Linked DNA regions of Homo sapiens: all the other regions are linked to region 1. A link is an interaction called in ENCODE POLR2A ChIA-PET data of the cell type or tissue named here. Cell type or tissue: K562. All regions are shown on one strand. Each heading gives the region's core, and the rest is flanking DNA. Links, peaks and the distances in the headings are about the cores only.

Region 1 (7,681 bases), core at 1,203-5,202:
CTCTCTCTCTCAATCTCTCTCTCTCTCCCCTCTTCTCTCTCCTCTGTCTCTCTCTCTCCCCTCTTCTCTCTCCTCTGTTTCTCTCTGCCCCCCCTTCTCTCTCCTCTCTCTCCCTCTCCTCTCCTTTGCCCTCTCCCTCTCTCTCCCTCTCTGTGTGTCTCTCTCTCTTGCCTTTCCTCTCTCCTTTCTCCCTCTCTCCCCTCCCTCCCCCTCTTCCCCTCTATCCCTGCTTCCTCTCTCTTTTTCTTTGCTAGATTTGGAGGGCGAGAAAATTTGAGTGATGTGGCTTTCGGCGCATCAAATGTTCACCAACTTCTCTGGTTTCCCAAGCAACACAGTCGTTTTAGAATGGTTTCAACAATTGGCTTCTTCCTGGCCATTGGCCTCTTAATGTTGGTGATGATGAACAAATAAACTTTCTGGTGATGAACACTTTTTTTAGGTCCTTCCTTGTCCAAGTACCTCCGCCCTGCATGTAGTTATTTTAGTGCTAAAAAATGACTTTAAATTCTAGAAATATTATATTTGACAACTGTGGCATAAAGACATCTTAAAGTCCTTGAGAACACTTACACTTTAACAACTAGGCTTTAAATCACATTTAAAGTAATTTTTTTTTTTTTTGAGATGGAGTCTCCCTTTGTCGCCCAGGCTGGAGTGCAGTGGCACAATCTGGGCTCACTGCAAACTCCGCCTCCTGGGTCCAAGCGATTCTCCTGCCTCAGCCTTCCGGGTAGCTGGGATTACAGGCATGCGCCACCATGCTAGGCTAATTTTTGTATCTTGAGTAGAAACGGGGTTTCACCATGTTGGCCAGGCTGGTCTCAAACACCTGACCTCAAGTGATCCACCGCCTCGGCCTTCCAAAGTGTCGGATTACAGGCGTGAGCCACTGCTCCTGGCCTAAACTAAATATTTTAAAGTTTGAGATATGCTACACAATAAGGCATATTGTATTTTAAAGATAATGTGGCAAACTAAAACTTCATTGTTTTTAAGTAGGAGATTTTTTTTTAAATTGAGGTTTCACCTTTCAGATTTTAATGAAAGTATATTTGGTAAATATTTGTCATGTTCTACACATATAGGATATGAAACCCCTAGCTTGGAATTTGAACTGAATTAGGCTGGGCACAGTGGCTCACACCTTTAATCCCAGCACTTTGGGAGGCCGAGGCAGGCAGATCACTTGAGGTCAGGAGTTTGAGACCAGCCTGGCCAACATCGCGAAACCCTGTCTCTACTAAAAATATAAAAATTAGCTGGGCATGGTGTCCAGCGCCTGTAATCCCAGCTACTCAGGAGGCTGAGGCAAGAGAATCATTTAAACCCGGAGGCAGAGGTTGCAGTGAGCCTTGATGGTGCCACGACACTCAAGCCTGAACAACAGAGTGAGATTCCATTTAAAAATAAAAAACCAAAAATGGCCGGGCGCAGTGGCTCATGCCTGTAATCCCGGCACTTTGGGAGGTAGAGGCGGGTGGATCACGAGGTCAGGAGTTCGAGACCATCCTGGCCAACATGGTGAAACCCCGTTTCTACTTAAAATACAAAAATTAGCTGGGCCTGATGGCAGGCGCCTGTAGTCCCAGCTACTTGGGAGGCTGAGGTAGAAGAATCGCTTGAACCTGGGAGGCGGAGGTTGCAGTAAGCCGAGATCACACCACTGCACTCCAGCCTGGCGACAGAGTGAGACTCCATCTCAAAAAAAAAAAAAAAAAAAAAGCAAAACAGAATTTGAAAAGAATTTACAGGATTCCAGAACTCTACAAAAACCCCTTAAAATCCAAAAATATTTTTTTAAAAGTGTGTAGGGGTCTGGACATAGTCACTCACCTGTAATCTCAACACTTCGGGAAGCCAAGGCAGAAGAATTGCTTAACGCCAAGAATTCAATTAGCCCAGCGTGGTGGCTCACATCTGTAGTCTCAGCTATCTGAGAGGCTGAAGTGGGAGGATCACTTGAGCCCAGGAGGTCTATGCGGCAGTGAGCCATCATTGCACCATTGCATGCCAGCCTGGGCGACAGACTGAAAAAAAAAAAAGTCCAGGAGTTCAAGACATGCATGGGTAACACAGTGAGACCTATCCCTACAAAAAATTTCAAAAATCAGCCAGGTGTAGTGGTACATGCCTATAGTCCTAGCTACTCAGGAGGCTGAGGTGGGAGGATCACTTGAGCCCAGGAATTGAAGGCTGTAGTGAGATATGATCATGCCACTACACTCTAGCCTGGGTGATACAGTGAGATCCTGTCTCAAAAAATAAAAATAAAAAATAAGGCCAGGCGCAGTGGCTCATACCTGTAATCCCAGCACTGTGGGAGGCCTAGGCGGGTGGATCATTTGAGGTCAGGAGTTCGAGACCAGCCTGACCAACATGGTGAAACCCTCTTTCTACTAAAAATACAAAAATGAGCTGGACATGGTGGCCAGCACTTGTAATCCCAGCTACTAGGGAGGCTGAGGAAGGAGAATCGCTTGAACCCAGGAGGTGGAGGTTGCAGTGAGCCAAGATTGCGCCATTGCACTCCAGCCTGGATGACAAGAGCCAAACTCCATCTCAAAATAATAAATAAATAAATAAATAAATAAATAAATAAATAAATAAAAAGTGAGAAGGATATACTAGGGAGGCTGAGGCAGGAGGATCACTTGAGTTCGAGACCAGCCTGGCCAACATGACGAAACCCCATCTCTACTAAAAATACAAAAATTAACTGGGCATTGTGATGCTCACTTGTAATCTCAGCTACTCGGGAGGCTGAGGCAGGAGAATCACTTGAACCGGGGAGGCAGAGGTTGCAGTGAGCCGAGATCGCACCACTGCACTCCAGCCTGGATAACAGAATAAGACTGTCTCAAAAAAAAACACAAAAAACTATTTTCTACAACTTTCTAGAAGGTTAATATAAATATTCTTCTCCTTAGTTCTTTTTTTATGGTGCCAAATTTAAATAGTTTTATTTAAGACATTGCATTTTCCATTTGCAATACAGTGTTTATAAAGTGCAATGTTATTTCCTTCCACATGCACATGTTCCATACTCAAGTATTGAGAATGCCCAAGAATTTACTATAGCAGCTCAATTTTTAAACTGCTACAGACAGTCATATTGTGACCATGAAGAAGTATTCTGAAGACAAAGCTAACACACACAAAATAGGAGAGCACCGAGATCATCAGGACCAAAGCTCTGATCAAACTGTACCTAAAACTCACATAACTCTAGACTTACCAGTCACATGGGCCAATGTCCCTGCTTGACTCACATTTTCTGTTATCTGTAACTGAAACATCTTTATGTCTACCACACTTAACAGTCAACATCCCTTAAGACTTTACCTCCAGAAAACTTTTCATGGCTGGTAAATACTCTTCTCTCTTTTCCTTTGAGCTCCTCCAGTACCAAGAGTCTGAGTCACTCACCTTATCACTTCTCTCTCTCAGACATACACACATACAACAAACGCTTGTGGCATATTTGTGGTATTTTACCTAACTTTCTGCCCTTCCCTTGGTTATAGCCCTGACCCTGGTACAAGATAACATTCAACATTTGTTACACTAAATTGTGACTGTCAGTGCTTCTGTCTCCTCCTCCCCTGAAGACTGTTAGCTCCTGCGGCCTGACAGTCCCTTGACTCAACTCCTCTCTACTTCAATGTTTTATGCTTTGACCCAAAAAGACGGGGCTTAGTAGTGAGAGAGGTGGAAGACTGAAGGGCATCCATCCGAACTTGTTTACTAACATTTATGTGTTCTTCCCTAGTTACCTGCCTCCATGCCTTTGCTGGAGAGGGAGCCACCTAGGTTCCCTTCACCTGGAATGTCTATTTTCACACATTCCAAACTCAAGGCCAACTCTGAAAGGAGAAAGGGCTGTGATTGACTGGGAAAGGACATGTGGCAACTTTCTGAGATTACGGTAGTGTTCCGTATCTCAATAGGGATGTGGATTACACAGGTATATACATTTGTCAAAACATGAAATTATACTCTTAAGACGCTTGCATTTACTTCATTTTATGGATATTTGAACTTTAAAAAGGTTCACATATTGAACTCTAGTAAATGGCATGCATGATGAAATGTTTAAAGGAATGTGTACACATGCTCATAATTTTGAAATGCATAAAGTGTTGATACATGGCTGGACATATGTGATAAAGCCAAGTGTAGTAAAATGCTAATTGTAGAATCTGGGTGGTAGATATATGGGTGTTCACAGTACAATTACTTTGATTTTCTGAATGTTTGAAAATGTTCATCATAAAATGTTAGGAAAAAAATAAGAGATGTGGGTCAACATCTCTGGTATCTTCACAGTCACAGACTTGATTTAGACCTCATTACATCTTAACTGGAATCTTGCAATCACCTTTACACTGGCCTTCATGTTAGCCCACTGCAGTCTCTCCTCACCCCAAGGATCGCCAGAGAGAACCTTCAGAAGCAAAAATTGGACCTCCGTGATCCAGTCTCTGCCAACCTCTTCAGCTTTATCCCTGACGCTTGCCACCTTACTGCGGCCTGTACTACAGCTCAACCCAGGGCGTGTAGTTCCACTCGCACACTGGGCTATTTTATGACTTTCTGGTTTGCTTTTGTTTTGTTTTTGAGAAGGAGTCTCACTCTGTCACCCAGGCTGCAGTGCAGTGGCACAATCTTGGCTCACTGCAACCTCTGTCTCCAGGGCTCAAGCGATTCTCCTGCCTCAGCCTCCCTTGTAGCTGAAACTACAGGCACCCGCCACCATGCCCAGCTAATTTTTGTACTTTCAGTAGAGACAGGGTTTCACCATGTTGGTCAGGCTGGTCTCAAACTCCTGACCTCAGGTGATCCACCTGCCTTGGCCTCCCAAAGTGCTGGATTACATGCACGAGTCAACATGCCCAGCCTACTTTATGACTTTCTGCTTTTGCCCCTGTTGTCCCCCTTGCTTGGAATGCTTTATTCCAACTCATCCTCTGCCCTCCTTGCCTGGTAAATGCTCTTCAAGACTCAACCCAGGGATTACTTCTTCCCAGTAGCACGTCTTGCCACTCAAACTGGGTTGGGTCTCCTTTTTTTTTTTTTTTTTTTTTTTTTTTTTTGGGATGGAGTCTCACTCTGTCGCGCCCAGGCTGGAGTGCAGTGGCGCGATCTTGGCTCACTGCAAGCTCCGCCTCCCGGGTTCACGCCATTCTCCCGCCTCAGCCTCTAGAGTAGCTGGGACTACAGGCGCCCGCCACCACACCCGGCTAATTTTTTGTATTTTTAGTAGCGATGGGGTTTCACCGTGTTAGCCAGGATGGTCTCTATCTCCTGACCTCGTGATCCGCCCGCCTCGACCTCCCAGAGTGCTGGGATTACAGGCGTGAACCACCGCACCCGCCCATGGGTCTCCCTCTTTCATGCTCCCATAGCACCTCAAACTTATTTGTAACAGTATTTATCCTACTATGATCTATGTGGGTTTCCATGTCTGTGTACTAAACTAGATGCTCCTTGAAGAGCAAGCCTTCTAATAGAATGCACAGGGTCTGATCTAAAAAAGGCTTTGATAAACCACTGTAAAACCGAACAATTGATATTGAACTGGCATGGATGACACTCTGGCACCCTCCAACAACTTAGTGTTATAGATTTGATTGTATCTCCTCTACAGGAGTTTAAGGCCCACTGCCCCTATTGACTCAGCCATCTTCCGACATCTCTCAAACACCACCTTCCTCATGAAGACTACTCAATTTCCTGCCCCAGTTTGGAATGATCTGTCCAATTCCTTTAAAGGCTTACTTTCTATGTACTTCTTTTTTTATGAGATTACAGGCCTTTTTAGGCAAATTTTGACTGGGAAAAATTAAACTACATTGACTGATCAAAAAAGAAAAAAAACTGCCACAGAATTTGCTACATATTTGGGTCCTTCAGTGTTTTAAGTGTGTGGAACAATGCTACATCTGTACTTGGGCTGGCTTATTCAGTGTTGGGCCCTGAGAAAGCACCATCAGAGGGAGGAGATCCACCAACAGTGAATCCCCTAGGCATTCCTCCTGCACTCTGCTAGAGCTTTGTAATGATGGGATTGCAGACTCTCTCCAGCTCTTTCTGCTGATGTTCAAATTCTTCCTTCTCAACAGCCTGATTCTTATCTATCCAGTTAATAATTTCATTACGCCTGACAAGAATCTTCTGTTTGTCTTCATCGTGAATCTTGCCTTGAAGTTTCTCATCTTCAACAGTTGCTTCCATGTTGAATTCATAGGATTCAAGGGAATTCTTTGATGACACCTGTCTCTGCTTCTCATCTTCAGCTTTGTACTATTCAGCCTCCTGGACCACACATTTAATGTCTTTCTTGCTAAAATGGCCCTTGTCATTAGTGACAGTAATCTTGTTCTTTTTCCTGTACTCTTGTGCACAGCAGAGACACTGAAGATGCCATTGGCATCAATATCAAATGTGACTTCAATGTGAGGAACACCTTGGAGTGCCAAAGGTATGCCTGTGAGTTGAAACTTGCCAAGCAGGTTGCTATCCTTGGTCATGACATGCTCACCTTCATAAACCTGAATAAGCACATCAGGCTGCCTGTCAGAGTAGGTAGTGAAGGTCTGTCTGCTTGGAAGGAATGGTAGTATTATGCTTAATGAGAACAGTCATGACTACACCATCGGTTTCAATACCATGGGAAGGAAGAATGACATACAAGAGCAACAAATCTTGAGCATTTTCAGATTTGTTGCCAGACAGAATGGCTGCTTGGACAGCTGCACCATAAGCAACAGCTTCATTAGGGCTGATGCTCTTATTCAGTTCTTTTCCATTGAAAAAGTCTTGGAGAAGCTTCTGAATCCTGGGGATAAAAGTAGAACCACCATCCAGGAAAATATCATGAATCTGTGACTTGTCTAGTTTGGTGTCTTGAAGGGCTTTCTCTATAGGGTCCAGGTGTCACAGAACAGGTCAGCATTCAGTTCTTCAAATAGGGCATGTGTAAGAGGTATAGACATTGATTCATTCATAGAGAAAATGGATCTCAATACTAGCCTGGCTGCTCAAGAAAGAGTGTACTTAGCATGTTCACAAGCAGTATGGGGATGTCAGACAGCTCTCTTATTCTCACTGATGTCCTTTGTATGCTTGTACTTGAACTCAGCAATAAAATGGTGGACCACTTGGTTGTCAGTGTTTTCCACCTAAGTGGGTGTCTCCTGCTGTAGATTTCACCTCAAAGATTCCATCCTCAACAGTGAGGACTGACACATTAAAAGTGCCACTTCCAGGTCAAGCGCAATGGCTCACGCCTGTAATCCTAGCACTTTGGGAGGCTGAGGCAGGCGGATCACCTGAGGTCAAGAGTTCAAGACCAGCCTGGCCAACATGGAAAAACCCCGTCTCTACTAAAAATACGAAAATTAGCTGGGCATGGTGGTGCATGCCTGTAATCCCAGCTACTCGGGAGGCTGAGGCACAAGAATCGCTTGAACCCGGGAGGCAGAGGTTGCAGTGAGCCAAGATTGCGCCACTGCACTCCAGCATGAGCAACAAGAGTGAGACTCCATCAAAAAAAAAAAAAAAAGGCCAGGAACAGTGGCTCACACCTGTAATCCCAGCACTTTGGGAGGCTGAGGGGGGGCAGATCACCTGAAGTCAGGTGTTTGAGACCAGCCTGGCCAACATGGTGAAACCACGT
Region 2 (7,681 bases), core at 2,347-6,346, 220 kb after region 1:
TGCTGCTTACCCAGAATTCCCAAGTTAAGGGGAAAGGACATGAAAACTGAATAATTTAATGGTGTCTCTATATTTGGTACCACCAATATTTAGTCACCTTTTTTAACCCACCTCATTTTGTCAATTGAAAAAACTCTACGAAGGCCAGAGGAAGAAGAATGCTATCTATAGCTTTAGAATAGAAAGGAAGTATTCAGAATTGGTTATAGTTATTCAGAAAAGTCCAGACACCGCCATAATTCTTGCTTTGTTTCTGCTGCATTTTAGGCTCTCTCCATCTTTTCTTACCCATCTCCTAAAAAAGTTCGAAAAGCTTTTGGACAAACTTCTTTGTGTCGTGTCATCCTTTTACTCCCCCTCCCCCTTTTTGGGGGGTACATGTTTCTTCCTTTTAAAACATTATACATATTATATTGGGCAGCATATCTTAAGTGGTAGACATTTAGGTGGAAAAGTGAAAGGAATGTAAACATCTACTTTTACTTAGGGCCAATTTCATTGTTTTTTTCTTCTTTAAATGAGAGAACATTTTGATCTGTTCAGTCACACTTGGATGGGACATTTAGTGTGAGATTTGATGAGTCTTTGTGTTTCTTAGCGCTTTTAGATTTTTATCTCTCTCCAAACTGTTTTAGAGAAGAAAGAAAAGTTGAAAGTTGAATTTACAGATGTGATGACATACACTCTAACCAAGATAGGCTTTATTCAAGAGATAGGCAGAAGCAGCTTTTTTCCATTTCTTCTTTGATGCTTTTGTGGTGGATTTAGGATATTGATGCAAATGAATTCCTTCCCATTTGGGGATATTGTACGTACATTTACTTACCTTATTAAATGATGATCCCAATGTATTTGGTTATAGGTTTCTTTCCCCCTGGAAATTTTATAACATACTTATAATTTGGGATATTGGTAGTCAGAAGTGGGGTTTTTTTTTTCCCATTTGACTTATTTTTCCACACATAGTTAATACAATTATAGCTTTTAACAATAAAGCCAGACTTCAAGACAACCAGGGAACCATAAATAGACAAATGTTAGCGTCTATTCTAATCTGCATAGAATTCCTTAAATTAGTCCTGACAGTGAGGATTGAAGAAACCCTACTTTAGTTTTATCAGTTTAGATGGAGTACTGTTTTCACCTGTAAAATACTACAATTTAAAGCAAGTAGCTATATTGGGAAATATTCTTTGCAATAGTCTCACAAGGCTTACTTGCTTTAGAAAATAGATTATTAAATGAAGTTTGTTATTCTTATTTCATTGATGGAGCTTGAAGCAAATTCATTTGAATCATTTTACATGCAAGGGCACTGGTGTGTTCACAGATGTATTTATTATCAGTTTCTCTATATGACACCAAAACAACTGTGAGTTTAGTGAAACAAATGCAGTCTGATTGTTTTAAGTAATTAAATGATTGAATACAAACGTTCCACCTGCTCTACTCCATATAGATAGAGCCTCTTCTGTATAATTCTGACTGAATAGCTAACAGTAGTCAGTTCATCATACTTATTGTTGCTAATCTACTTAGCTTCCTTGTGCTGAATAGGGGATTGAACCAGATGACTAATAATGGTCCCTTTAATGCTAAAATGGCTGTGATTTTACATTTTTAAAAAACCCACAAAAGAATGAACTTAAGATTTAAGAACTGTTTTCCTTGGTCATAAGAATTTCTCTTAAATAAAAGCATTGGGATGATAAAAATGTAATCAAACCAACAACATAGATTCCTTTCCCAGTCCCAGTTTTGTCAGCTGGTGTTTAAAGGGAGTCAAAGATTGCTAATATTTTTTTTTCCTGTGCAGATCTGAAAACCATGAGTGAACGCCTCAAGAATAGGTACTACGTGTCTAAGAAATTATTCATGGCAGACTTACAGCGAGTCTTTACCAATTGCAAAGAGTACAACCCCCCTGAGAGTGAATACTACAAATGTGCCAATATCCTGGAGAAATTCTTCTTCAGTAAAATTAAGGAAGCTGGATTAATTGACAAGTGATTTTTTTTCCCCTCTGCTTCTTAGAAACTCACCAAGCAGTGTGCCTAAAGCAAGGTGGTTTAGTTTTTTACAAAGAATTGGACATGATGTATTGAAGAGACTTGTAAATGTAATAATTAGCACTTTTGAAAAAACAAAAAACCTCCTTTTAGCTTTTCAGATATGTATTTAAATTGAAGTCATAGGACATTTTTATTTTATGGAATAGATTTTAATCTATTTACTACTATTAAGGTAAATTTTCTATGGCATGTCCATTAGCTATTTCATGATAGATGATTAGGGGTTTCCTCAAAACCTGTGTGTGAGGAAATTGCACACAGTAGCAAAATTTGGGGAAATCCATAACATTTTCAGACCATGAATGAATGTTTCCATTTTTTTCTAATGGAATGTGAGAGTTTACTTTTATTTTATTCTGAAGGACTTTAAGGAAGGGATACATGATTTTAAAAAAGCCTGTAAGAGGTGAAATATGTGATGTTTGAAGTCTCTTTATAGACTTTTTATATATATTTTTTAAAACACTCATCTAGATGAGGTGCTTTGAGCAGTTCTGAAAAATGCAGTTCCAGGAAAGCAACTGCTTTGGTTCCTAAGGAAGAAATTCTAAATAATGCAAACTTTTAAAATAAGCATCTAGGTTTTTGATAATTCTGTCTACTTACAACAAACTTGTTAGTACATAACCACTATTTTAATAATTATTTTCTCTACACAAATGTGTAATATCATATTTGACTTTGCTTATGCAGGCCATAAGTTCCAAAAGATAATTTCCCTGCCCACAAAGGCATAAACTTGAAAACACATGAGATTGAATCAACATGCTTTAATAGGAAAAGATGTATGGTCTATATATGTATCAATCTGGTGAATCCTCGTTCTAATAAAGGTTCTTTTTCTTTTCTATGATACACACAGCCACGCTGATAATATGCAAATGAACATTTTCCTTTATGTCTCTCCAGATAATGTTTATTGTCTGAGGTAAATTAAATTCCCACCAGGGTTTGCTGTCAGTATTTTAACACCCACATTAGTATATGCGTCCAGGGTCATAACCCCCTAAAATCCATCATGCAACCTTATTAATCTGTCTTGGGATTCCAGTTTAGTGCTTGGATTTATTTCCTGATTACACTACATAGAAAAGTGAGACATCTGCCATTCCCAACTCTGGGAAAACCAACTAATATACAACCATATAAATGAAGGCCATCTTGATGGTCTCAACACTAATTTTTATGATGCAAATTTATACACTGATTTTTGTAAAGGACAAAGTTTTAAAAGCGTATTTAACTTGATGTTTTCTATCAGCATAAATAAAATGGTCATGAATAGTCATTAAAAACAGTTGCCAGTGATAATCTGCATGAAGGAAAAAGAACCCTGCAAATGGCTATTGAGTTGGAAGTATTGTTTTTGATATGTAAGAGATATTCAGAATGCTCACACTGAAAATGCCTCAACTTTTTAAAGTGTAAGAAACCACCATGAGTGGTGTCTAGATTTCTAATGAAGAATCATGATACAGTTTGGATTAAGTATCTTGGACTGGTTTTAAACAGTGCTTTGTACCGGATCTGCTGAAGCATCTGTCCAGCTGGTATCCTGTGAAAGTTTGTTATTTTCTGAGTAGACATTCTTATAGAGTATTGTCTTTAAAATCAGATTGTCTCTTCTATATTGAAAGCATTTTTATGTTTTCTAATTTAAAAATTAATATTTTCTTATAGATATTGTGCAATAAAGCTGAAGTAGAATGTGTGGTTTTTGCAAATGCTTTAACAGCTGATAAAAATTTTACATTTGTAAAATTAATATATTGTACTGGTACAAAATAGTTTTAAATTATATTTTAAAAAGCTTCCAATCTTGTGGTGTGTTTTATTCATTCAGTAGGCTGAGGTTAACAGAACAAATTATGATCTGGTTGATAACCATCAATTGAATCCTTAAACCTTAGATCTTAAGCATTCTGTTGCATTTGGGGGAGGTTTCATAAAAAATCCATAGGTCATCAGTAAGAGATTTTCAGGAGAGACACTTACTCTGTCTTTTGAGTTATCCACTGCATCTTACCCACTCACCCGCTAAACAATAACAAAAAAGATTCATTGAAAGAAGAGTGTTGTTGGTTTAGAAATTAAAAGATTTTTGTTTTTATACTTTGCATCTGTGAAATATATATGATGAGAGAAAAATACAGCCGATTTTTAAACATCTCCCATATGAGCTTCTAATGTGATTCAAAATGATGTCTGTAGGAAAGAATACTATATCCTTTTGGGGTTTGAGAGGACCCAACCAAGAGAACCCCTCTTCCCTACTGAAATCTAAACCAACTGAGAAGTTAAAAAAAAAAAAAAAAGGCATATGATGGCCAAAGTATTACCTTTAATACTAGTAAAATGGATATTGGAGAATGTGGCTTCCTTTTATCTGTGGAAAATGAGCTTTCTAAGGCTGAAACCCAGAATGTGATTGACCAGCTGCTCTGTACCACTGTTCTGTACCCCAGAATGTATTGACAAGCTGCTCCGTCCCAGACTAATGGGGCAGGGACTTTCCCATTAAGCTTAGTGCAGGCCAAGAGCAGTGGTGCCCTCTCAAGGCAGGCCGATGCTGAAGAGGCCCAGGTGACAGCGGGATATGTCAACCTGTGTCCATAATCTATGGTAAGTATGTTCTTACTTAACTCCTTAATTAGGCAAGTCCCTCCCAGGGGAAGAATGAATGAGGAGACAGAAGGAAGCCAGGAGATGACGTATGTCCTCTTTCAAGGAAGAAAACTTCTGTAATGGAGAATAAGTCTACTTCAATCAATAATTAAAAATTGGTCATATTTATTAGAAGCAAATGGTGAGAGGGAGACTTTGAGGTTTTCATTTTACCTGGACGAACAATTTATATTTTCAGAAACTAAGAAGTAGAAACAAGATCAGACTGAGGTACTGTGGACCAGTTAATTATTTGTCACCCCTTTAAGCTAATATTCTTTAGACTAACCCTCAGTGTTTATTTAAAAGGATTCTAAGTGCCGCACAAGGAAGGGTAACTGGTGGCAGCTCTTGTCGTTAGAGCTATTCTGCTCTATCCCTTAACTAGCATTCTCCTCTTAGCAAAGTGAAAATGCCAAAGAAAAGCAATCAGCTATTCTGGAATATCAAAGGTCAGAAATGGTTGCAAGTTCTTACTTAAGAGGTAGTAATTAGGTTGATACTTTTTTCATCTGTTGAAATATAGGTTTACAATTCTTGACCATTCAGACATTTTTTCCTGGCAGAAAAAAGGTATCTGTGTAGGGGGTAGTGGAGGGTGGACAGGGAAGGTGGTGGCAGGGACTGAAATAGATGGTTCTGAGTCTTAAAGCTGCTGGTATTAAAGTGGTATTTACTTTCTCCTTTGGGTGTATCAGTGCTATCAATAAGTGATGATGAAGATTGACAGGATGAAAACAATGTTACTAATGTCTCAGGTAAAGAGCTGAAAATGAATTTAAAGAGACAAAAAGAGCAAATGAAAGATTTCCAGGTATACTCTGGAGGAAGAGCTTCAACAAAGTAAAAAAAAGATGCTATAAGGAAGTGAGGAAACAACCATAAGCATTATGAAAGGTCCTCTTTAATGTATTTATGTATATATTTATGTATTTATATATAAATATGTAAATTCATATATATATAAATACATAAATATACAAATATATATATTTATATATTTATTTATGGGAACATCTTTACTTGTGGAAAAAGGAAGCTAACAATGACAAAGCTAGAGATTTTCTTTGGGTTTATTAAAAAGCAGTATTATTTCAACAAAGCAGAGAAAAATTAAAAGTCAAGCTTCCTGCTCCCTCTTCTTATTGGGAAGTCCGACAACTTTCACAGGATCAGGAGTTGAAAAAGATGAGAAATGATACGTGTAATTTGTGTGTGTGTATTTATATACATGTATATACATTTATATACAGTTATGTACCACTTAACGATGGGGATACCTTCTGAGATGCAATGTTAGGTGATTTTGTTGGTGTGTGAGCATCCTAGAGTGTACTTACACAGTCCTGAAGCTCCATAGTATGGCCTATGGCTCTTAGGCTAGAAACCTGTATAGCATTTTACTGTACTGAATACTGTAGGCAACTGTAACACAATGGTAAGTATTTGTGTATCTAAACGTATCTAAACATAGAAAAGGTGCAGTAAAAATATGGTATTATAATCTTATGGGACCACCATAGTATACACAGGCTATTGTTGTCCAAAGATCTTCATTTGACATGACTCTGGGTATGTGTATTAAATTTTATGAGCTGAACCAAGGGTTACCAGTCTCAGTTTATCTAGGTTTGAAGTTCTTTAAAAGAAATCCTGGAGAACTTGGAGGCTAAGGACCTTCTGAAAATAATGCACATGTTTACATGTGTGCACTTTCTGCATATCAGTTCACTTGGTCCTTGGACCCTCCTGAAGTTCATTGGTGAACCCCAGTTTAAGAATCTTTGCTCTCACTAGCCTGGGCAACGTAGTGAGACCGTATCTCTATCAATCAAAAAAACAAACAGAAAACATTTAGCCGAGTGTGGTGGTGCACAGTGGTGGTCCCAGCTACTTGGGAAGTTGAGGGGTGGGAGGATTACCTTAGCCTAGGAGGTCAAGGCTATGTGAGCCTTGATTGTACCACTGCACTCCAGCTTGGGTAACAGCGAGACTGTCTCAAAAAAAAAAAAAAAAAAAAAAAAAATCTTTGCTCTGTCAACCTGCCATCTTCTGCTGTTAACAGATGGACATCTAGTTTCTACTTAAAAACATCTGTGAATGGGAAATTTGCATTTTTATGCAATAGTACTGCCCATCAGTGGGACAGGCAAAGCTTTATAAGAAAGCCCGTAGGTTGGGTTGAAGTCAGCTGTTTATGATCAAGCTCTAATTCAAGTTTCCCACAGAGTACTATTAAGTTAGTGTGCCAGCACTGTTCCTATCCCTCAACACACCCAAGCATACTTGTACAGTTGTAGCTATGTGCACAACTCAAGATCCTGTCTACATTTTTAGGCTGGGCACAGTCGCTCATGCCTGTAATCCCAGCACTTTGGGATGCCGAGGCAGGTGGATCACCTGAGGTCAGGAGTTTGAGACCAGCCTGACCAACATGATGAAACCCTGTCTCTACTGAAAATACAAAATTAGTCGGGCATGGTGGCGCATGCCTGTAATCCCAGCTACTTGGGAGGCTGAGGCAGGAGAATCACTTGAAACTGGGAGGTGGAGGTTGCAGTGAGCTGAGATTGCGTCATTGCACTCCAGCCTGGGCAACAAGAGCGAAACACCATCTCAAAACGAAAAACATTTTTAAAAATTGAGGTATAGTTAACATACAAGAAAATGCACCAGTCAGGCCAGGTGTGGTGGGTCATGCCTATAATCCCAGTACTTTGGGAGGCCAAGGCAGGAGGATCGCTTGAGCCCAGGAGTTTGAGACCAGCCTGGCCAAACATTGTGAGACCCTGTCTCTATTAAAAAGCATAGGTCTTAGGTGCTAAGTTTGATGACTTTTGGCAATTGTCTACACCAGTATAATCACGACCCTAAAGACAGGACATTCTTATCACCTAAGAAAAGTTCCCTCGTGCCCCTTTCAGGTCAATTCTCCTTCCCTGTCT
Region 3 (7,681 bases), core at 2,347-6,346, 86 kb after region 1:
GTTTGTTTTTCCTTCACACATTTTATTTTATTGAGATGGAGTTTCACTCTCTTTGCCCAGGCTGGAGTGCAGTGGACCAATCTTGGCTCACTGCAACCTCTGTCTCCTGGGTTCAAGTGATTCTCCTGCCTCAGCCTCCCAAGTAGCTGGGATTACAAGCCCCCACCACCATGCCTGGCTAATTTTTTTTTTTTTTTTTTTTTAGTAGAGACATGGTTTCACTATGTTGGTCAGGCTTATCTGGAACTCCCGACCTCAGGTGATCCACGTGCCTTGGCCTCCAAAAGTGGTGGGATTATAGGCACAGGTCACCGCGCCCGGCCTACACATTTTAATCTTAAAAATAAACCAATTTAGGCCAGGCGCGGTGGCTCATGCCTGTAATCCCAGCACTTTGGGAGGCTGAGCTGAGCAGATTACCTGAGGTCGGGAGTTTGAGACCAGCCTGACCAACATGGAGAAACCCCATCTCTACTAAAAAAAAAAAAAAATTAGCCAGGCATGGTGGCACATGCCTGTAATTCCAGCTACTCGGGAGGCTGAGGCAGGAGAATCTCTTGAGCCCAGGAGGCAGAGGTTGCGGTGAGTCAAGATTGTGCCTTTGCACTCCAGCCTGGGCAACAAGAGAGAAACTCCGTTTCAAAAAAATAAAATAAATAAATAAATAAACCAATTTAAAAGGAAAAAAATCATAAAATTTTACTTGCTTCTTATTAAAGTGGAAAAAAACTAAGCAAATAAGTTAGGCTCTGATGTGAAAGTGTTCTTTCCCTCCTTCCTCAATCCATCACCCAAAGATAGACTCACTGGAAGACATGAAACATTCCAATATGGGTCAGAAAGCAGGTTTCTTATATTTCACATATACTCAAACTATAGAAACTGTTTTAAAAAAATAAAAACTTATTTTTTAAATTGAGATGGGGTTTTGCTATGTTGCCCAGGCTGGCTTCAAACTCCTTGGCTCAAGCAATCTTCCCACCTCAGTCTCCTGAGTAACTGGGACTACCAGTGTGTGCTATGGCATCCAACTGAGACTATTCTGTAATTTGCTTTTTTACTTAGCAATATGAGTATACAAAAAGTTATCTAATACTTTATTGATGGACATTTAGTCTGTTAACAGCATTTGTCTTTTACAAACAATGCTGCAACAACAACAACAAAATTTGCACATGTATCTATTAGATAAACACCCTGTAGTAGAATTCTCTGTCTGTGAATAAGTAAATTTTGAATTTTTCAGATTCATGCAACAACACTTTATTGAGGATGTACTATTTGCCAGGCACTGTTTTTAGCACTAGGAATTCCATGATGAAGAAAATGCTGACATGATCCACGGAAGAAAAATCGATAGGCCAGGTATGGTGGCTCACATCTGTAATCCCAGCATTTTGGGAGTCCAAGGCAGGAGGATGGCTTGAGGCCAGAAGTTCAAGACCAGTCTGGGGAACATAGTGAGACCCCCCATCTCTACAAAAATTAGCCTTGCATGGTGATGTATACCTGTTGTCTCAGCTTCTCAAAAGGCTGATCTTGGGAAGATAGCTTGAGCCTGGGAGGTCAAGGCTGCAGTGAGCCATGACTGCACCACTGCACTCCAGCCTGGGCGACAGAGTGAGACGCTGCCTCAGGAAAAAAAAAAAAAAAAAAAAGAAAATGAAAAGACAAGCCACAGACTAGGAGAAAATATTTTATAAAACATACATCTGATACAGGACTTGTATTCAAAATATGCAAAGAACTGTTAAAACTCAATAAAAAACACAACTCAATTTTAAAATGGGCATACAATCTGGATAGACACTACACTAAAGAAGATACACAGATGGCAAATAAGTATATGCAATGATGTTAATAATGTATGTCACTAGAGAATTGCAAACTAAAACAACGAGATACCACTACACAGCTAACTAGAATGGCCAATCCAAAACACTAGCTACAGCAAAGGCTAGTGAGGATGTGGAGCAACAGGAACTCTCATTCATTACTGGTGTGAATGCAAAATGGTATGGCTACTTTGAAAGACAGTTTGGCAGTTTTTTACAAAACTATACATAGTGTAACCATATGATCTAGCAATGTTACTTCTTGGTATTTATCCAAATGAGTTGAAAATTTATGTTCACACAAAAACCTACACATAAGTGTTTATAGCAGCTTTATTCATAATTGCCAAACTTGGAAGCAGCCAAGACATCCTTCAGTAGGTAAACAGACAAACTATGGTACATCCATACACATTGCTCAGTGATAAAAAATAAATAAATAAAAATAAAAATAAGCAGGTACGGTGGCTCAGGCCTGTAATCCCAGCACTTTGGGAGGCCGAGGCAGGTGGATCACTTGAGGTCAGGAGTTTGAGACCCGCCTGACTAGCATGGTGTAACCCCGTCTCTACTAAAAATACAAAAATTAGCTGGGCGTGGTGGTGCGTGCCTGTAATCCCAACCACTTGGGAGGCTGAGAGGTAGGAGAATTGCTTGAACCCAGGAGGTGGAGGTTGCAATGAGCTGAGATCGCGCCACTGCATTCCAGCCTGGCAACAGATCAAGACTCCGTCTCAAAAAAAATAAAATAAAATAAAAAAGAAATGAGTTGTCAAGCCCCCAAAAGACAAGGATGAATCTTAAATGCATATCACTATCAGTAAGTGAAGGAAGCCAACTGAGGCCAGGCATGGTGGCTCACGCCTGTAATCCCAGCACTTTGGGAGGCTGAGGCAGGTGGGTCACCTGAGGTCTGGAGTTCGAGACCAGTCTGGCCAACATGACGAAACCCTGTCTCTACTAAAAATACAAAAATTAGCTGGGTGTGGTGGTGCGGGCCTATAGTCCCAGCTACTTGGGAGGCTGAGGTGGGAGGATCACTGAAGCCTGGGAGGCGGAGGTTGCAGTGAAGCAAGAGTGTGCCACTGCATTCCAGCCTGGGTGATAGAGTGAGACCCTGAAAAAAAAGGAAGGAAGGAAGGAAGGAGAAGGAAGGAAGGAAAGAAAGAAAGAAAGAAAGAAAGAAAGAAAGAAAGAAAGAAAGAAAGAAAGAAAGAAAGAAAGGTAGGAAGAGAAAGCAAGCCAACTGGAAACAGCTACATACTATATAATTCTAATTATATGACATTCTGTAAAAGACAATACTATGGAGACAGTAAAATGATCAGTGGTTTCCAGGGGTTCAGGAGAAGAAGGGATGAATAGGTGGAGAACAGGAGATTTTTAGGGCTGTAAAACTATTCTGTATGATAATGTAATGGTGAATACTTGTGACACATTTGTCAAAACCTATAGAATGTACAACACAAAAAGTGAACTTTAATGTCAACTATGGACTTTAGTTTATAATGATATATCAATATTGGCTCATCAACTATAACAAATGTACCACGCTAATGCAAGATGTTAATAATAAGGGAAAGAAGTGGTGGGAGGCAGTGAAGTGTATATTGGAAGTGTCTGTACTTTCTGCTCAATTTTTTTGTAAACCTAAAACTACTCAAAAGTAAAATGTATTAATTAAAGTGTGGTGTGTGTGTGTGTAAGCAGGGCATTCTGAGAAAATATCTTTCTGGAAGTGCATCTAGTAATTTTTTCCCCCTAATTCATATCTGAAACACATACAAATAAACAGTGAATGTTGTAGGAAATTAGAAGATAGACCACTATCTTGGGAAAGATAACAATGCAAGAGAAGAATTCCTTTATTTTAAGATGGTTATTTCAATTAATTATTTTATATATTGAGCACCTGCAGGGGTAGGCACTAGACATAAAGGCCAACAGCAGGTCTCTGTGCTTGATGAGCTCAGTGCCTGTCATGGGGAAGACAGACACACAGATGCACTACTAGATAATAACATTATCAGTGCTGACCATGTGCTGGGCTCTTTCTAAGCATTCCACCCACATTGTCTCTCAACCATACAACAACCCTGCACACAGGCACTAATAATCTACTTTACAGACAAGGACCCTAAAGCTCTAGAAAGTGAGTTAACTTTGCTGCAATAAATGGCAGAGCCCAGGTGTGTTGACCTGCAAACAGTTTGTCAGAAACTGCCAAACTGTCTTCCAAAGTGGCTGTAAAAATCAATTCATTTTGGAAGAAGAGGACAATCAGTGATACATTTGCTTAGATGTTTCTTTCACATTATTTGAAAGCGTTGAACTTCAAATACATTCACAAATCTTAATATCTGGTTCTCCCTCTTCCATTCTTGCCTTACTCCCACTGGAATAAATTCTTTGGCTTGTCATCCTCCCAACTTCAGGACAATCAAATACATATGGCTTAATGGGAAGGTGGTCAGATTAGAAAATATTCACAGCCAATCTCTCCAGTAGGCAGCCCTTGTTTGGCTTAAAACTGCCCGTTGAATTCAAGTTTCTTACATGTTCCACAACTATGATTGTAAAAGTCAAGGCAGCAGGCACCAGCCTGTGTGGAAGAAAGTTATATTTAGTATTCCTTTCGGAGCTGTCTCTTTGGATATCGTGGAGATTCTGGTACAGGCTGTTACTGTTTGAGGGCTTCTGGGCCTGTGGCAGAGAAGGAGTGGGTGGTTTGCTGACAGTTCTTATAAATACCCCCAGTATTTATTTAATGGCAGAAACACACAGAGAGAACACACAGAGTATTAGAGGAGAGAACATAGCTTAGCTCCATTCATCCCCTGGGCCCAGGACCAAGCACTTCTAATCTGTTCTGAGGAACTGCTTCTGGGGCCAGCTGCAGCCCTGTGTCTGGGGGAAGTCACCTGCCTGCTTGCTGAAGGAGGAAGGAAGGAAGGAACAGGGAACAATGAGGCCCTTGTAAAAGCCAAGTTTTGCTTTTTTTTTTTTTTTTAAGTTTATTTTCTAACCATATCACTCTTCTGCTTAAAACCTTTCAGTAGCTTTCCACTGTTTCTGGAATAAAGGTCAAAAGTCCTAATATGATGAGAAAGGTTCTGTAGGGCCTGGCCAAAGCCTGACTCTTCAGCCTAATCTCTCCCCACTTTCCCATTCATTAACATTCCTCAAACATAATCCACACTCTGCCCACCTCAGGCCTGTACATGCTATTCTCTCTGCTCAAAGGCTTTTCTCTCCACTGGCACTCAGTTAATTCTAACTCATTCCTCAATTAAAACCTCATTTCCACAAGCTGAACTTTAGCATCATCAGAAAAATGTTTCCTGATGCTTCACAGGAATCCTCCACACTTTGTCAAATGCCTCCAGAACTCCTTATGCTTTGCATTGATTCAAGTTTTTTATTTTATTTTATTTATTTATTTATTTATTTATTTATTTATTTATTTATTTACTTACTTACTTACTTACTTACTTACTTATGTGAGACGGAGTCTTGCTCTGTTGCCCAGGCCAGAGTGCAATGGCACGATCTCAGCTCACTGCAACCTCCACCTCCCAGGTTTAAGCGATTCTCCTGCCTTAGCCTCCTGAGTAGCTGGGATTACAGGCACGTGCCACCACGCCTGGCTAATTTTGTATTTTTAGTAGAGACGGGGTTTCTCCATGTTGGTCAGGCTGGTCTCGAACTTCTGACCTCAGGTGATCCACTCACCTCGGTCTCCCAAAGTGCTGGGATTACAGGTGTTAGCCACCGAGTCTAGACTTTTTTTTTTTTTTTTTGAGACAGAGTTTTGCTCTTGTTGCCCAGGCTGGAGTGCAATGGCTCGATCTTGGCTCACCACAACCTCCACTTCCCAGGTTCAAGTGATTCTCCCGCCTCAGCCTCCCGAGTAGCTGGGATTACAGGCATGAGCCACCACGTCCAGCTAATTTTGTATTTTTAGTAGAGACGGGGTTTCTTCATGTTGGTCAGGCTGGTCTGAACTCCCGATCTCAAGTGATTTGCTGCCTCAGCCTCCCAAAGTGCTGGGATTACAGGCATGAGCCACCATACCCGGCTGATTCAAGTTTGTAATGGTGTATTTGTTTGATTATTTAAGCAATGTCTGTCTCTTCATTCCCATCCTGCTTGCCTTTTTAATCCCAGAGCCAATTCATAGATTCGTAGTAAATATGCCTGCTATATAGTAAAAGTTTCATAAATATTTATTAAATAAATTAATAAACAAATAGAGTAATCATTTGAGCTCTTAAATATTTAGTTTTTAATAGAGGGAGTAAGAAAGATTCCCATATTTTTCCCTCATCCTCAGTTCTTAGCAGTGAGGTCTTAGTCTGAAGATACGTGCCTCAGAAGCTGGCCAATAGAAGAGGTAAGAGAAGCCAGAGTGGACTCTGCTGAGAATTTGGCCACCAAGCAGTCATCTCCCTTAGAACTGTGCTCTCCAACATGGTAGCTATTAGCCCCATAATAGGTGGCTATTTAAATTCAAACTATTTAGAATTTTAGCTTATCAGTCTTATCAACCACATTTTGCACACTCACACATGGCCAGTAGCTACCATATTGAATAATGCAAATAGAGAACATTCCCTTTATCACAGGAAAATGTATTGAAGAGTGCTGCTCTGGAATAGAAAATACCCTCTTCTGCACAGAGCATAGGATTCTCAGCAGGGTGACAGAAGAGAGCCCATTTTCCCCTCTGCTTTCAAATCAGGAGATGGGGGAGAGACCCTGCATCTATTACTACATTTGTTTCTATCACATAGAATTGTAGGTGCTGCAGCTGAAGGTGCTTTATTGCAAATAAAACCACTAAATGCTTCCAAATACAGGGTTGTTGTGAAGATTAAATTAGTTACAACCCATGTTCAGGCCCTTAGTTGGCTCTCAATAAATGTTAGCCATTTTGCAATACTCATCATGTGAATGAAAAAACAAAAAAAAAAATTTAAATTTAAAAAGTTGGGCACGCCTGTAATCTCAGCACTTTGGAAGGCTAAGGTGGGAGGACTGCTTGAGCCCAGAAGTTTAAGATCAGCCTGAGCAACATAGTGAGACCCCTGTCTATACAAAATTTTTTTTAAAAAATTAGCTGGGGCTGGGTGCAGTGGCTCATACCTGTAATCCAAAAACTTTGGGAGACCAAGGTGGGTGGATCATTTGAGGTCAGGAGTTCGAGGCCAGCCTGGCCTACATGGTGAAACCCTGTCTCTACTAAAAGTACCAAAAAAGTTAGCCGGGCATAGTGGAGCACCTGTAATCCCAGCTACACGAGGGCGGAGGCAGGAGAATCGCTTGAACCCAGGAGGTGGAGGTAGCAGTGAGCTGAGATCACACCACTGCACTCCAGCCTGGGCAACAGAGTGAGACTGTGTCTCAAAAAAAAAAAAAAAAAAATTAGCAGGGCATGGTGGTGCATGCCTGTAGTCTAAGCCACTCGGGCAGCTTAAGTGGGAGGATCACTTGAGCCGGGGAAGTCGAGACTGCAGTGAGCTGTAATTGTGCCACTGCATTCCAGCCTGAGTGACAAAGCAAAGCTTTGTCTCAAAAAATTAATTAATTAAATAAATAAAAAGTAAATAGATGGTAGCCACAATTGTTATTGGCTGAAAACCAAAGTGTTAAGTGCAGAATAGACTCTGGTGAAAATAATCTAACTTCTCTGAGCCTCAGGTTCCTCATCTGTAAAATGAGAACAGCTTTTTCTATCCTGGTAGGATTACATAGCGTGTTTTGCAAAAAGGGGTTATCACAGTACCTAACATGCAGTAGGTTCTCCAAAACCGTTAGCTCTTCTTTTTTTTTTTTGAGACAGAGTC

The links. Peaks named below come from ENCODE experiments on the same cell type or tissue, not always from the same donor. Only the 100,000 strongest peaks of a DNase experiment are listed, where the experiment ranks them.
Region 2: POLR2A ChIA-PET joins it to region 1 with 5 read pairs; 2 of 35 experiments call an interaction of 5 or more read pairs at or near these places.
Region 3: POLR2A ChIA-PET joins it to region 1 with 5 read pairs; 7 of 35 experiments call an interaction of 5 or more read pairs at or near these places.

The regions. Positions count from the first base shown.
Region 1 is chr3:19,934,305-19,941,985 of GRCh38, forward strand. It overlaps a transcript of EFHB not described here and the pseudogene HSPA8P18. Among named protein-coding and RNA genes, the nearest start is that of EFHB, 3.9 kb to the left of the region's middle. In K562, for the core only: no CTCF peak of the experiment used is centred there; a DNase peak (open chromatin) is centred at 3,487.
Region 2 is chr3:20,150,516-20,158,196 of GRCh38, forward strand. It overlaps KAT2B (lysine acetyltransferase 2B), which reads left to right. Exons shown (of 18, transcript NM_003884.5): 18 at 1,817-3,889. The coding sequence ends at 2,010. Among named protein-coding and RNA genes, the nearest start is that of MIR3135A, 17 kb to the left of the region's middle. RefSeq lists a silencer at 4,581-4,630. In K562, for the core only: a CTCF peak has its summit at 4,642 (motif pointing left); no DNase peak of the experiment used is centred there.
Region 3 is chr3:20,019,226-20,026,906 of GRCh38, forward strand. No RefSeq gene overlaps it. Among named protein-coding and RNA genes, the nearest start is that of PP2D1, 11 kb to the left of the region's middle. RefSeq lists a cis regulatory region at 3,635-4,082. In K562, for the core only: no CTCF peak of the experiment used is centred there; DNase peaks (open chromatin) are centred at 3,856 and 4,736.